Regions from separate parts of the Homo sapiens genome. Here region 1 is linked to region 2. A link is a contact called in ENCODE Hi-C or POLR2A ChIA-PET data. All regions are on one chromosome and are shown on one strand. The core of a region is the stretch at or near the end of the contact, and the rest is flanking DNA. Distances in the headings are between cores, read along the strand shown.

Region 1 (6,146 bases), core at 49-2,548, 140 kb before region 2:
CATATATGTCTGTATCTTATTTTTAAAACATTTAAAGTTACTGATTTTATCATTCATATGGCAGCTGGATTTAGGTCAGAAAATGTTGAATATTAATACTTAAAATACCATATATTATTTATTAAAGATTTATGGAGATAGCATTTATGATATGATTTATGGATAAATCATTCCTTTGGTCAAGATGTTTCACCTTTGACTTAAGGCATTTTTGAAGCCTCACAAGTTTCTATTTCTTGATAAATTTATAGACTACTACTCTGAAAATGAAGTATCTTTATTCATTTTAAAGCCTACAATAAACTTATTTTAACTGTAATCACAGTTGCATTTATAGGTACTGGTATTCAAAAGGTAATTTGTCACCATGGAGAATTTGCTTCTTTGTAATTTTTATTTTTTTGATGTCTCCAGCATACTTCAAGATTATTAAACATTCATAATCTTAACCGAAAATATAGGTACATGGTAAACATGGAATCAATATTTTTGAATGCATAATTGTTTCATGAAATATTATAAAGAAGATGAAAAGAGGTAGGTCAGTGGATTTTGTCGATTTGAGTTTTTATTGTTCCTTCAAATAGGCGTTTCAGGAGATGGTCCACAGTTAAGAGAGTAAGTAGGGATAAAGGCACGATTGTAGGCCATTCTTTTTACCTGATTTGAAGTCACATACTTCTAATCACACAACTCCATTCGAAGAAGCTAGCTAATGTTTTCAAAGTTCAAATTAAGATCTGGGTGACAGACCTCTATCCTGGAAAGATCATTTTATGTTATTACTATGCACAAGTAAAGTAATCTAAGTTTTAAAATGGGATTGATGCTCCTAGAAGCAGAAATTATTTTATGTTCTCAACTGCTATATGAATTTTAGAGAAATGACCAGAAGACTAAGATGGCAGTGTTGTATTCATTTTTAAAGATAGGCAAGAAGACGCCAAGTAAAGAGAAGATAGCTTAGAAAGAGCTCAGTGTCAATCAATAAATCTTGTAGCAATAATGCTTACTTTAATTTTTTATTCAATTTTAGTCACATCAAAAACTTTGTGGGGCTAAATTGTCCAAAATCTTTGATTTATTCATATTTATGATATAAAATTTAAAATCTGATCATTATAAAAATCCTCAATTAGTAACATGGGAAAAATTGTATTCTATGATAGAAATCCAAGAATTTAAGGGCCATTTGGCCACATTACCTCCTCCATTCCTCTTTCTCTCTACATTGCATCCTGGGATCTTGGCACAAAACCAAGGTAATTTCCAGAAATTGGCAGTGCCCTGCCAAATGCACAGCTGCTGCTGTCTCCAACTCTTGCCTACTAATTTTGCACAAACCACTTCCTCCTCTTGGGGCCAAGAAACTCAGAAGGTAGGGAAAGTGTTCCTCAAGGGCAGATACGGGAGCACTTCCTGCACCCTTTGCGGATCGGGACCTGTTGTAAGGGCGGCAGTAGCATCACCTCACCTACAGACCTTCCCGGAGTACTTTCTTTTTCTTTTTTCTTTTCTTTTCTTTTCTTTTTTTGTTTTGTTTTGTTTTGTTTGTTTGTTTTTGTTTTGTTTTCGAGGCGGAGTCTCCCTCTATTGCCCAGGCTGAAGTGCAGTGGCAGCATCTCGGTTCACTGCATTCTCCACCTCCTGCCTGGGTTCAAGCAATTCTCCTGCCTCAGCCTCCCGAGTAGCTGGAATTACAGGCGCCTGCCACCATGCCCAGCTAATTTTTTGTAGTTTAGTAGAGATGGGGTTTCACCATGTTGAGCAGGCTGATCTCGAACTCCTGACCTCAGGTGATCTGCCTGCCTCAGCCTCCCAAAGTGCTGGGATTACAGGCATGAGCCACCGCACCTGGCTCCCATAGTACTTTCTTTTGATAAGGGTGCCATTCCAAACTTGCCCTTTATCCCTCCAATGTTCCTTGTCTTTTTCCCTTTGACTCTCAACATTCAAAAATCTTGCCCCACTTCCTTTCTGTCTCCTTCTAATTTATACTAGTTTTGATTTCTTATGAATTGAAAGGACCAAACAATCAGTTCCCATGAGGGTACCTGAGCCAGATTTGCACAGGGAGAGAGGAACTGAGAGGGCAGAAGACAGCCAGAGATAGTGGAACCACCTGTGTTCCCGCAGTTTCCACCTAACAGTCTCTTCACTGTGCAGTGGCAGCGTGTGGGTGTGCATACAAACACAGGTAAAACTTAGGTATTTTTAGCTTCCTACACTCTTCTTAAATGTAGAGTCAGCTCTGATCATATTTGAATATAGCCATGGTGATGATTTTTCTTTCCCTTTGTTCTTGTACCTCTCTATTTCTCTGCCTTTGTTGGGACCCGTTGGACTAGATATTCTTGGTGAGCATGAGGGAAGCCTATTTGACTACACATCTTTATACACCCTTGAGGTTTACCTCACCTCTGCCTACTCTGAGAGCAGTCAGTGGGTAGCCTCCTGCTGGCCTGTGGATAGGCGCAGGGTCACCCCGCTAGGTAGGCACTAGTGTTTCCTTGGGAATAGTTTTAGTGCATCTAGAATAGCACTGGGACTTGCTATTGTTTTTGTCATCAGTGGCCATGATACCACGGCTATTTGTTTCTCTTCAAATAAACAAACAACCATGCTAGTGGAAGGAGCTGGGCTGAGGAAGGAGGACTCATCTCAGCTCTGCCACTGGTCAGATGTTATATTAAGCAAGTCGACAATCTCTCTGAAATTTGATTCTCATATGTGAAATAAGTAGGTTGAACCATATTCCTTGATTGTCCTGTTTTCCCCTGATCTCTTAAATATCAAACGCGTATGATGACTGTGATTAGACTCATTCTCATGCCAATGGGAACAGGTCCACTTTACATTCATCCTTAACCTGTTAGAGATAGGAAAAAAATTACAAAACAAACATGTGTTTTTCTAACTTTCTGTGTATGAGCCCATCCTAACATTATGTATTGGGCAGAAGTTCGGGATAAAAAATTGACAAAGTAGAAATTTACGAGGAATTAATATAAAGTCTGATAGTTTGATTCAAAAAAATAAATCACACAAGTAAGTGTTTGGCTGAAATTCACATATATATTTGGGTATGCAATTCATGTGAGCCAATAGCACGTAAGACTTGTGCTGTATAGCAGGGGTTCCCAACCTCCAGGCCATGGTCTGGTACCAGTCTGTGGCCTGTTAGGAACTGGGCGGAACAGCAGGAGGTGAGCAGCAGGTGGGTGAGCGAGCAGAGCTTCCTCTGTGTTTACAGCCACTCCCTGTCACTTGCATTACCACCTGAGCTCCACCTCCTGTCAGATCCATGGGGCATTAGATTCTCATGGGAGCACAAACCCTATTGTGAACTGTGCATGCGAGGGATCTAGGGATCTAGGTTATGTGCCCTTTATGAGAATCTAATGACTAATGATCTGTCACTGTCCCCCATCACCCCCAGATAGGACTGTCTAGTTGCAGGAAAACAAGCTCAGGGCTCCCACTGATTCTACATTATAGTGAGTTGTAGAATTACTTCATTATGTATTACAATGTAATTATAATAGAAATAAAGTACACAATACATGTAATGCACTTGAACCATCTTGAAACCATCCCCCCTGCCTGGTCCGTGGAAGTAGTGTCTTCCACAAAACTGGTCCCTGGTGCCAAAGAGGTTGGGGACTGCTGCTGTATAGGATAACCAAGAGTCCTGGCAGCCAAGGCAGACCGGAAGTAACTGCTGAGTCACTGGCTAGGTCAGATAGTATGAAATCAGCAGTCTTAAAAGAGATGAGGCAGGGCAAGGTCAGAGAGGCCAAAGGCAGGAGACAGCTCAAGGTTGTGGCAGGTGATCAGCCAGAAAGTATAATGAGGAGATCAGTAATGTCAAAGCTCAGAGATGAGCACGAAAAGAACAGGGGAGGGGAGGCTGGAGTGGGTGGAATGGTGTCTGTAACAAAGGGCTCCAGTTTTTCTTCTTTCTTCCCCCTGCCCCAACCTTATATTCCCAGGGAGCTTCTCAAGGCCTAGATTTCTCCATACCCTATAATTTAAGTGCCTCTTAACCTAACCCCGTCCAGTTAAAGTGATCTCTCTGGTTTGTTAGGAGGGAAGAATCACCTGCACTGTATCGTAAGCTTTCAGAGCCCACGTGTGGCAGCAGGAGTTACCCTTGCTGCACACTGCTCCCCCACATTAGCCACTGCTGTTTCTGGGTCAGCAGCCCCATCACGCACGCTCTGGTCATTCCCGCTTCCCTGCCTCTGCCAGTGCTCTTGTTCGCCCCTGATTTCCTTCCGTCTGTCACACGCCTTACCTTTAAAGGTCCATCTCAAATCCTACCTCTTTTAGCATTGTTCCCATCTCTCTTGGCTCTGTAGAACGGAATATGGCTCACTTGTCATGGGGGATGATGGCAGGAGGTTATTCCTTCAGTGTAATTATTAGTTCCGTAAGTAGTCTGTGAGCTTCAACAGGATAGGAACCATGTCTTCAGAGATTGCCTGGTACAGGAGAGAATGTCATGATTAGGGAAAATAACCCGGTATTTCATCCCGGCTCTGTGACCTTTAGCATCTACCTCTTTGTAGGCCTTCATTTCCTTCCATGAAAAATAGGGATAATCATTCTGTGTTCTGGATTCCTTACCTAGGGATCAAAAACTTAGATCAAATGATCACAGATAACAGCATTTTTTAACCTGGAAAGCACTCTATGAAAGTGAGGAGTCATAAAATGTTCCATCGTGTTGTAAAAAAGGCAAAGGATTTGGGGAATCTGAACTTTGAGCTAGATTTTAATTCCTGCTCTATTACTTACTGAGTATATTACTTTAGAGAAATTTCTTCTCTTGTGAAATAGAAATGACATTATTACAAGGATTATGGTGCTGGAGCTGGCTTATACACCAGCTTTTAAGAGCCAATTGTCAAATATTTAGAAACTTTGCAAGCAAGTTGTTAAACTTTTATTAGCTTGAAATCTGCTGTGGTGGGAATATTTACACCAGGGAAATGAGCAAACACTACAAACCAGATTGCTGTTGTTTTGGAAAGAGCTGATTTACCAGTATATTGCTGATTATGTAAACAGCCTTCTGTAAATTGTAAAGCACTTTGTCTTACTTATTATTAAAAATAGTAATGGTAACAGTAACGTTCTATATCCACAGAATCTAGGCTAGTGCATGGCACAATTCTCAGTATATATTCTTTTTTCTTTTTTGAGACAGGGCCTTGCTCTGTTGCCCAGCCTGGAGTACAGTGGCACAAACACAGCTCACTGCAGCCTCGATTTCCTGGGCTAAAGTGATTCTCCCACCTCAGCCTTCCACCCAAGTAGCTGACACTACAGGCGTATGCCACCATGCTTAGCTAATTTTTGTATTTTCTGTAATTTCTGTATTTTTTGTAATGTTTGTATTTTTTGTACTTTTTGCCATGTTGTGCAGGCTGAGTATATATTCAATAAACACATTTTGAATTTAGCTTTATGATTTGGAAACTTCTGCCCCTGTGATAAATGAGCCCCATCTTTATCTTTCTTCCAATCTCTCTCTACAAAGTGTCTTTTTAAAATCAGATAGCATCAGTAAAAGCCTAGCTCCCTAGCTCAGTGCATGATGCATAGTAGGCCTTAAATTCTGTATGTCCATAGTTGAGCTAATCGTCTTCTTTCCCAACCTTTCTTTCTGGCATTTCATATCTCAGTTATTGACATTGTCTGTCTATTCATTATTCCAAATAAGTGATTTGAAAAGTCTTCCTCTCCCCTTTTTCTTTACCCACATCCATGTCTAATCAATTACTAGATCTTACTAATTCTACCTCTTAAATCTTTCCTGTTCTCTTCACTGCCATTGCTAACTGACTTATTCAGGTCCAAGTCATTTCTTTTTGAACTGTACCTTCTAACTGGACCTTTAGTCTTTCCCTTTGAATCTAACCTCTACTTCTATAGACGTGATTTTAATTTATCTGACCAGATTACTCCCTTGCTTAAAATTCCTTAATGGCTCTCTGTTGTCATGAGGATAAAACCCCAAAGATTTAGCTTGTCATACAGGCCTACCATAATCTAGCCTTTGCCTACTTTTTCTAAGAGTTATCTCCTGCTGTTTCCCCATACTACCTGGAATGCCTAGTCTTTCTTTCCTAGTGACCATT
Region 2 (6,150 bases), core at 908-3,407:
TATCTTAATTGTGGTAGTGGCTATGTGGTGGTGGACAGGTGATAAAATAGCACAGAACTACACACATTTACATGTGAAACTCTAAATGAGATCTGTGGATTGTCAACCAGGGTCAATTTTTTTGTTTTGCTTATTTTTATATTGATTTTTTATTTTTTTGAGACAAGGTCTCACCCTGTCACCCACCACAACCTCCAACTCTTGGGCTCAACTGATCCTCCACCTCAGCCTCCTGAGTAGCTGGGACCATAGGCACAAGCCACTGCACCTATTTTTGTAACTTTCTGAGAACCAATAATTATTTTTATTTTCTTTTAGTTTTCTTTTTTTTTTTTTTGTGACAGTCTTGCTCTGTAGCCCAGGCTAGAGTGTAGTGGTGCAACCTCGGTTCACCACAACCTCCGCCTCCCAGTTTCTAGCTATCCTCCTGCCCCTCAGCCTCCTGAGTAGCTGGGATTACAGGCATGTGCCACCACGCAGAGCTAATTTTTGTATTTTTTAGTAGAGACAGCGTTTTGCCATGTTGGCCAGGCTGGTCTCAAACTCCTGGACTCAGGTGATCCACTCTCCTCGGCCTCCCAAAGTCCTGGGATTACAGGTGTATGCCACCAGGCCCGACCCAAAAATTATTTCAAAATAAAGTTTTCCAGGCTGGGCGTGGTGGCTTATGTCTGTAATCCCAGCACTTTGGGAGGCTGAGGTGGGTGGATCACCTGAGGTCAGGAGTTCGAGACCAGCCTCACCAATATGATGAAATCCCGTCTCTACTAAAAATACAAAAAAATTCACCAGGTGTGGTGGCTTATGCCTATAATCCCAGCTACTTGGGAGGCTGAGACAGGAGAATTGCTTGAACCCAGGAGGTAGAGGTTGGGAGGCAGAGGTTGTGGTGAGCTGAGGTTGTGCCATTGCACTCCAGCCTGGGAAACAAGAGTGAAACTCCGTCTCAAATATACACACACACACACACACACACACACACACACACACAAATTAGCTGGGCATCGTGGCAGGCGCCTGTAATCCCAGCTACTCGGGAGGCTGAGGCAGGAGAATCGCTTGAACCCGGGAGGTGGAGGTTGCAGTGAACCGAGATTGCGCCACTGCATTCCAGTCTGCACAACAGAGCAAGACTCAGTCTCAAAAAAAAAAAAAAAGAACTTTTCCACAATTTTAAAAGATGAGTCAACTCATAATCATTTGAAATAATTTATTCAAAAGTATTCTAAGAAAAAGCATTTCTTCATTTCCAATCAGTTAATTACTATTTTCTCAATTCTATGACCTCCTGATTACAACTCAAGAATACCACAGTTTTCCTAGTTTCCAATCTAGAAACCTATGGGTTTTTCTTCTTCTTTATTAAACCTAGAAGTCACTTGCTACAGAGAACATATTTAAAAGGTACAGGCAAGCTTCCAAACGCATGGACAGGAAAAACAGGTATGAAGTGTAATGGAACTAAGGGGTGGAGATTTTATAACTCTCATTTGTTTCAACAGCCAAGAAAGGTGACCTACGTCCCCACCCGCCCAGGTCTAGGGCTCCAAGCTGGTATATGACTCACTATAACACCCTTTGGTCTTCCCTTCCACATCAGTGACCCTGCCATTTCTCACTTGCAGTCCAAGTTTGGAAAGATAAGTGGGTTTCTTCAATTCATATCCTGCAAAGAGATAAGGGTAACTTTCCCCAATTCCATTTATTTGTTTCATTTCATCATTCCCTCATTTATGGAACATTTCTGGAGCTCTCAGTACAAGAAATAAGGAAGAAATAGAACATGCTCCTTCCCTCAAGAAGATAGACACATTAACAATGAAAATGGTAATAATAATGCTAATATAGGCCAGCATGGTGGCTCATGCCTGTGATGCCAACTGTGGGGGGCGCAAGGCAACATAGTCAAGCTTATGTACAAGGCATTTGAGGTCGGGGCATGGAAAAATACTGAGGCGCTGTGTGTATGTTATTTGTGCATGAGAATGAAACTCGACCCTGAAAACAGGACAGGGAGTGGAGTGTGTGGTGTGATAAGGAACGCTGAAAACAGCCTCCTGAGAATGCAGTTTGAGTGCTTTTACAAGGCCACAGGTGCCTCACGACCCGACCTCAAAAACGCCATCTAGTGGATGTTTGTGGTTTAACAAGCCCTTTCAATAAATACTTGGCGGACGGATGCCGGGGCGGACTCTCTTAGAAGAGCTACCCCGCAATGCCGGGCGCGGTGGCTCACGCCTGTAATCCTAGCACTTTGGGAGACGGAGAGGGGTGGATCACGATTCAAGACCAGCCTGGTCAAGATGATGAAACCCCGTCTCTACTAAAAATACAAAAAAATTAGCCGGGCGTGGTGGCAGGTGCCTGTAATCCCAGCTACTCGGGAGGCTGAGGCAGAGAATTGCTTGAACCCAGGAGGCAGAGGTTGCAGTGAGCCGAGATCATGCCACTGCACTCCAGCCTGGGCAACAGAGCGACTCCGTCTCAAAAAAAAAAAAAAAAAAAGAAGAGCCACCCCCCATTCTAACTGGCGTGAGATGGTATCTCATCGTGGTTTTGATTTGCATTTCTCTAATGACCAGTGATGATCTTTTCTCGTGTCTGTTGGCTGCATAAATGTCTTCTTTTGAGAAGCGTCTGTTCACACATCGGGGCCTGTGGTGGAGTGGGGGGCTAGGGGAGGGATAACATTAGGAGAAATACCTAATGTAGGTGACGGGTTGATGGGTGCAGCAAACCAGGGCACGTGTATACCTGTGTAACAAAACTGCACGTTCTGCACATGTAACCCAAAACTTAAAGTATAGTTAAAAAATAAATAAGAGCTGCCCCCCGCCCCGCTCAGCTGGAATTGTCTGAGAACCCATTTCGTGGCATTCATTGTAAACTATAAGCTCTGCAAGTGGTGTCCCCGACATGATCGCCTTAAAGTTACGTGTGAAGGAGGAGAGCTCATCAATTTTCGGTGAATCTCCACCTGAAAAGAATTCAGAAGATTTAAAGGGAGAGATTCCTGACTCCTATCAGGAGGACACGACCCACACGTAAAATATCAGGTGTTGAGTTATCATGGGTCAGGAAATGACCAAAGAACAGAAAGTTTTTTTTGTTTGTTTGTTTGTTTTGATATGGAGTCTCGCTCTGCCGCCCAGGCTGGAGTGCAGTGGCGCGATCTCCGCTCACTGCAAGCTCCGCCTCCCGGGTTCACACCATTCTCCTGCCTCAGCCTCCCGAGTAGCTGGGACTACAGGCGCCTGCCAGCCTAGTAGAGACGGGGTTTCACCGCGTTAGCCAGAGTGATCTCGACCTCCCGACCTCGTGATCCGCCCGCCTCCGCCTCCCAAAGTGCTGGGATTACAGGTGTGAACCACTGCGCCCGGCCCAGAAAGTATTTTTAAAACAGTGCAACAGCTATTTAAGGCTGTCCAGTGCACTGTAGAGCCTGGAGCTCTACACAAGCTCATGCTTTTAATTCGGCAGGAATGTCCTTGGTTTCCTGATCAAGGAACCTTAGATTTAGAGCTATGGGAGCAGGTAGGTCGCTGCCTGAAAAGAGGATATGAGCAAGGTCATTTTACTAATTTTACTATTTTGACCACCTGGGCGCTGGTACACTCTGCGTTGTATCCTCTTTATCTGCCAGATCGCGGTTAGACGGCCCATTATCTCCACCTGAAAATAATTCAGAAGATTTAAAGGGAGGGATTCCTCTCTCCACTTCATTCCCTTCTATGGGGAATAAGGAAGAGATTTTTTCTAGTGAGGAAAGACAGGAACCAGAACAGCGGGGGCGGGGCAGTGCTCCTCTCTCTACTTCATTCCCTTCTGTAGAGAGGCCTAAGGAGGACATTTTTTCTAGTAAGGATAAGGCGACCGGAGCCTTTTCCTCCCCCTATAGAAAACCCATTGCCCTCCTTTCCTCCACCCTTCAAGGGACCTGCGTTTGTTGGCCCCGTTCGTTCGGCCAACAGCACCTCCCATCCCCCTTAAGGAGACTAGAGGCCGCCCAAGGGACAGTTCTTAGATAAGACCCCCTGGTCAGCGAACATCGGTATGATCGGGTGACCACGTCTCTCAACCAACTTCCCTGCTGGAGGGGTGCCTCCAGGAGGGAAGGAAAGTGGCTGATTATGATTGTCCTCCTAATATGCAAGTTCCCATTTCCTATTTCCAGCATCAGCCTTTCTGGCCTTGTCTTTTTTCTGTTTTTCTGGAGTACGAGGGGAGTTTGCATGCTGCCTCCTGGGTTTTATTCCAGCTAGCTGTAGCTTTCTTGCTGCCTACAGAGGCCTGGGGCAGGAGAGTTGCTAAGATGCCAGGGAGTGCCCATTTGGTCACTGGCAGTCTGGGCAGGTTACCCCTTTCTGGGTTTATGGTGACGGAGGGGAGGCCAAAAGGCACAGAGCAGGCAGCTCCAGCCAGGTCCTGAGGATCCGCCTCACCACGGTCACGTGCCTTAGTAACTGTGCCCAGGAAGTGGCCTGCTGCTGCTTTTCCTACTTCTGCCCTTCCCTGCCACCCCTCGCATGTCTCAGTTGACAAGCAATTTGTTGTCTTCCCTGGCCCCCTAGGGAAAGCGGTAAAAAACAGTCCATGTGCACCCCAACCTTACTAGCCTAAGGTGGGCAAAGGAGTGTGAAGCAGCCTAGAGTACAGAGCCCTGGGGGAGGAGCCCGCTAATAAGGGGCGCTCTCCTGTAGCCATATATTAAATGCTAACTAGGCTAAGGTGGAGGAGCTCTGCCAGCTGCTGTCATCTTCAGAAGACAGACACAGCAGTAAGGAATGTTTGTTTTGCTTTTTTATAAAATGTTTAAAAACACTGTGGCTAAGAAACTTCAAAGCAGACCCTGTGCTGCATGTGTGCTCCTCCCCTAAGCCCCTCTGCTTGGGGGTGGTAAAAATAATAAAAAGAACATTTTCAGTACCTTACCTAACAGGGTTGGCTCCAGGCGTAGGTGGCCTAGAAGATAAGGGGAGTGGTTTTCTCCCAGCCTGTTACTCTCTTGCCTCCAGCCTCCGCGCTTACACACACACTTTACCACCCTGTCATTCTCTAGCCTCTTACTGCCACTTGTAGTCTTCCTTCCTTCCTCTTAGGGTAAGGACAGCAACAAGTGGCAGGCTATTAAAAATAGAAGCTGCCTAAGGAGCCCAGAACGAATAAAAAGAAACCAGCCACAACCCTACTTTCCCGAGCTCACTTCTAAGACATTCCAGCTAAAGGCTGATGCAGGAAAATGGCCAACACCAAAGGACATTTTTTAAAGTTTTTTTTTTTTTTTTCTGTTTTCTACACACTTAAGCTAACTCAATGCAGGTTTATTATCCTGGCGACTTGCAGTCACATTCTAATGACTTTCAAGGGCCAAAATATAGTAAAAATCACTTAAAATATCCATCCCTTCCATGCCTTAGTTTAACAGGTAGGCTTTATCTTTTGCCATTTCTGTATTTTATGTTATGTACCTGTAGGGGTGGGTTGCCCCTACACACCTGTGGGTGTTTCTCGTAAGGTGGGACGAGAGATTTGGAAAAGAAAAAGACACAGAGACAAAGTATAGAGAAAGAAAGAAGGGGACCCGGGGAACCAGCGTTCAGCATATGGAGGATCCCGCCAGCCTCTGAGTTCCCTTAGTATTTATTGATCATCTGTGGGTGTTTCTCGAAGAGGGGGATGTGTCAGGGTCACAAGACAATTGTGGGGAGAGGGTCAGCAGACAAACACGTGAACAAAGGTCTTTGCATCATAGACAAGGTAAAGGATTAAGTGCTGTGCTTTTAGATATGCATACACATAAACATTTCAATGCTTTACAAAGCAGTATTGCTGCCCGCAGGTCCCACCTCCAGCCCTAAGGCGGTTTTTCCCTATCTCAGTAGATGGAGCATACAATCGGGTTTTATACCGAGACATTCCATTGCCCAGGGACGGGCAGGAGACAGATGCCTTCCTCTTGTCTCAACTGCAAGAGGCATGCCTTCCTCTTATACTAATCCTCCTCAGCACAGACCCTTTACGGGTGTCGGGCTGGGGGACGGTCAGGTCTTTCCCTTCCCACGAGGCCATATTTCAGACTATCACATGGGGAGAAACCTTGGACAATACCTGGCTTTCCTAGGCAGAGGTCCCTGCGGCCTTCCGCAGTTT

What was found. Hi-C counts contacts between places; a loop is a spot of excess contacts on that map. ChIA-PET counts read pairs that join two places held with the same protein, here RNA polymerase II (POLR2A). Pooled maps may share reads with other maps.
Region 1: a loop to region 2 is called in a pooled map, with 4 times the contacts of the local background. The contact joins two enhancer-like sites. A Hi-C loop is called at or near these places in 2 of 37 single-sample maps with no recorded cell type and 2 of 50 pooled maps. POLR2A ChIA-PET finds 5 or more read pairs at or near these places in 3 of 52 experiments (HEK293T, PC-9 and activated T-cell).

Annotation. Positions count from the first base shown.
Region 1 is chr3:185,419,638-185,425,783 of GRCh38, forward strand. All of the region lies in intron 1 of MAP3K13 (mitogen-activated protein kinase kinase kinase 13), which reads left to right. Among named protein-coding and RNA genes, the nearest start is that of MAP3K13, 60 kb to the left of the region's middle. Within about 2 kb of position 1,299, at least 4 of the 41 ENCODE cell types and tissues checked have a DNase peak (open chromatin) inside an H3K27ac peak, as active enhancers do.
Region 2 is chr3:185,557,079-185,563,228 of GRCh38, forward strand. No RefSeq gene overlaps it. Among named protein-coding and RNA genes, the nearest start is that of LIPH, 7.6 kb to the left of the region's middle. RefSeq lists an enhancer at 5,869-6,150. Within about 2 kb of position 2,158, at least 16 of the 41 ENCODE cell types and tissues checked have a DNase peak (open chromatin) inside an H3K27ac peak, as active enhancers do.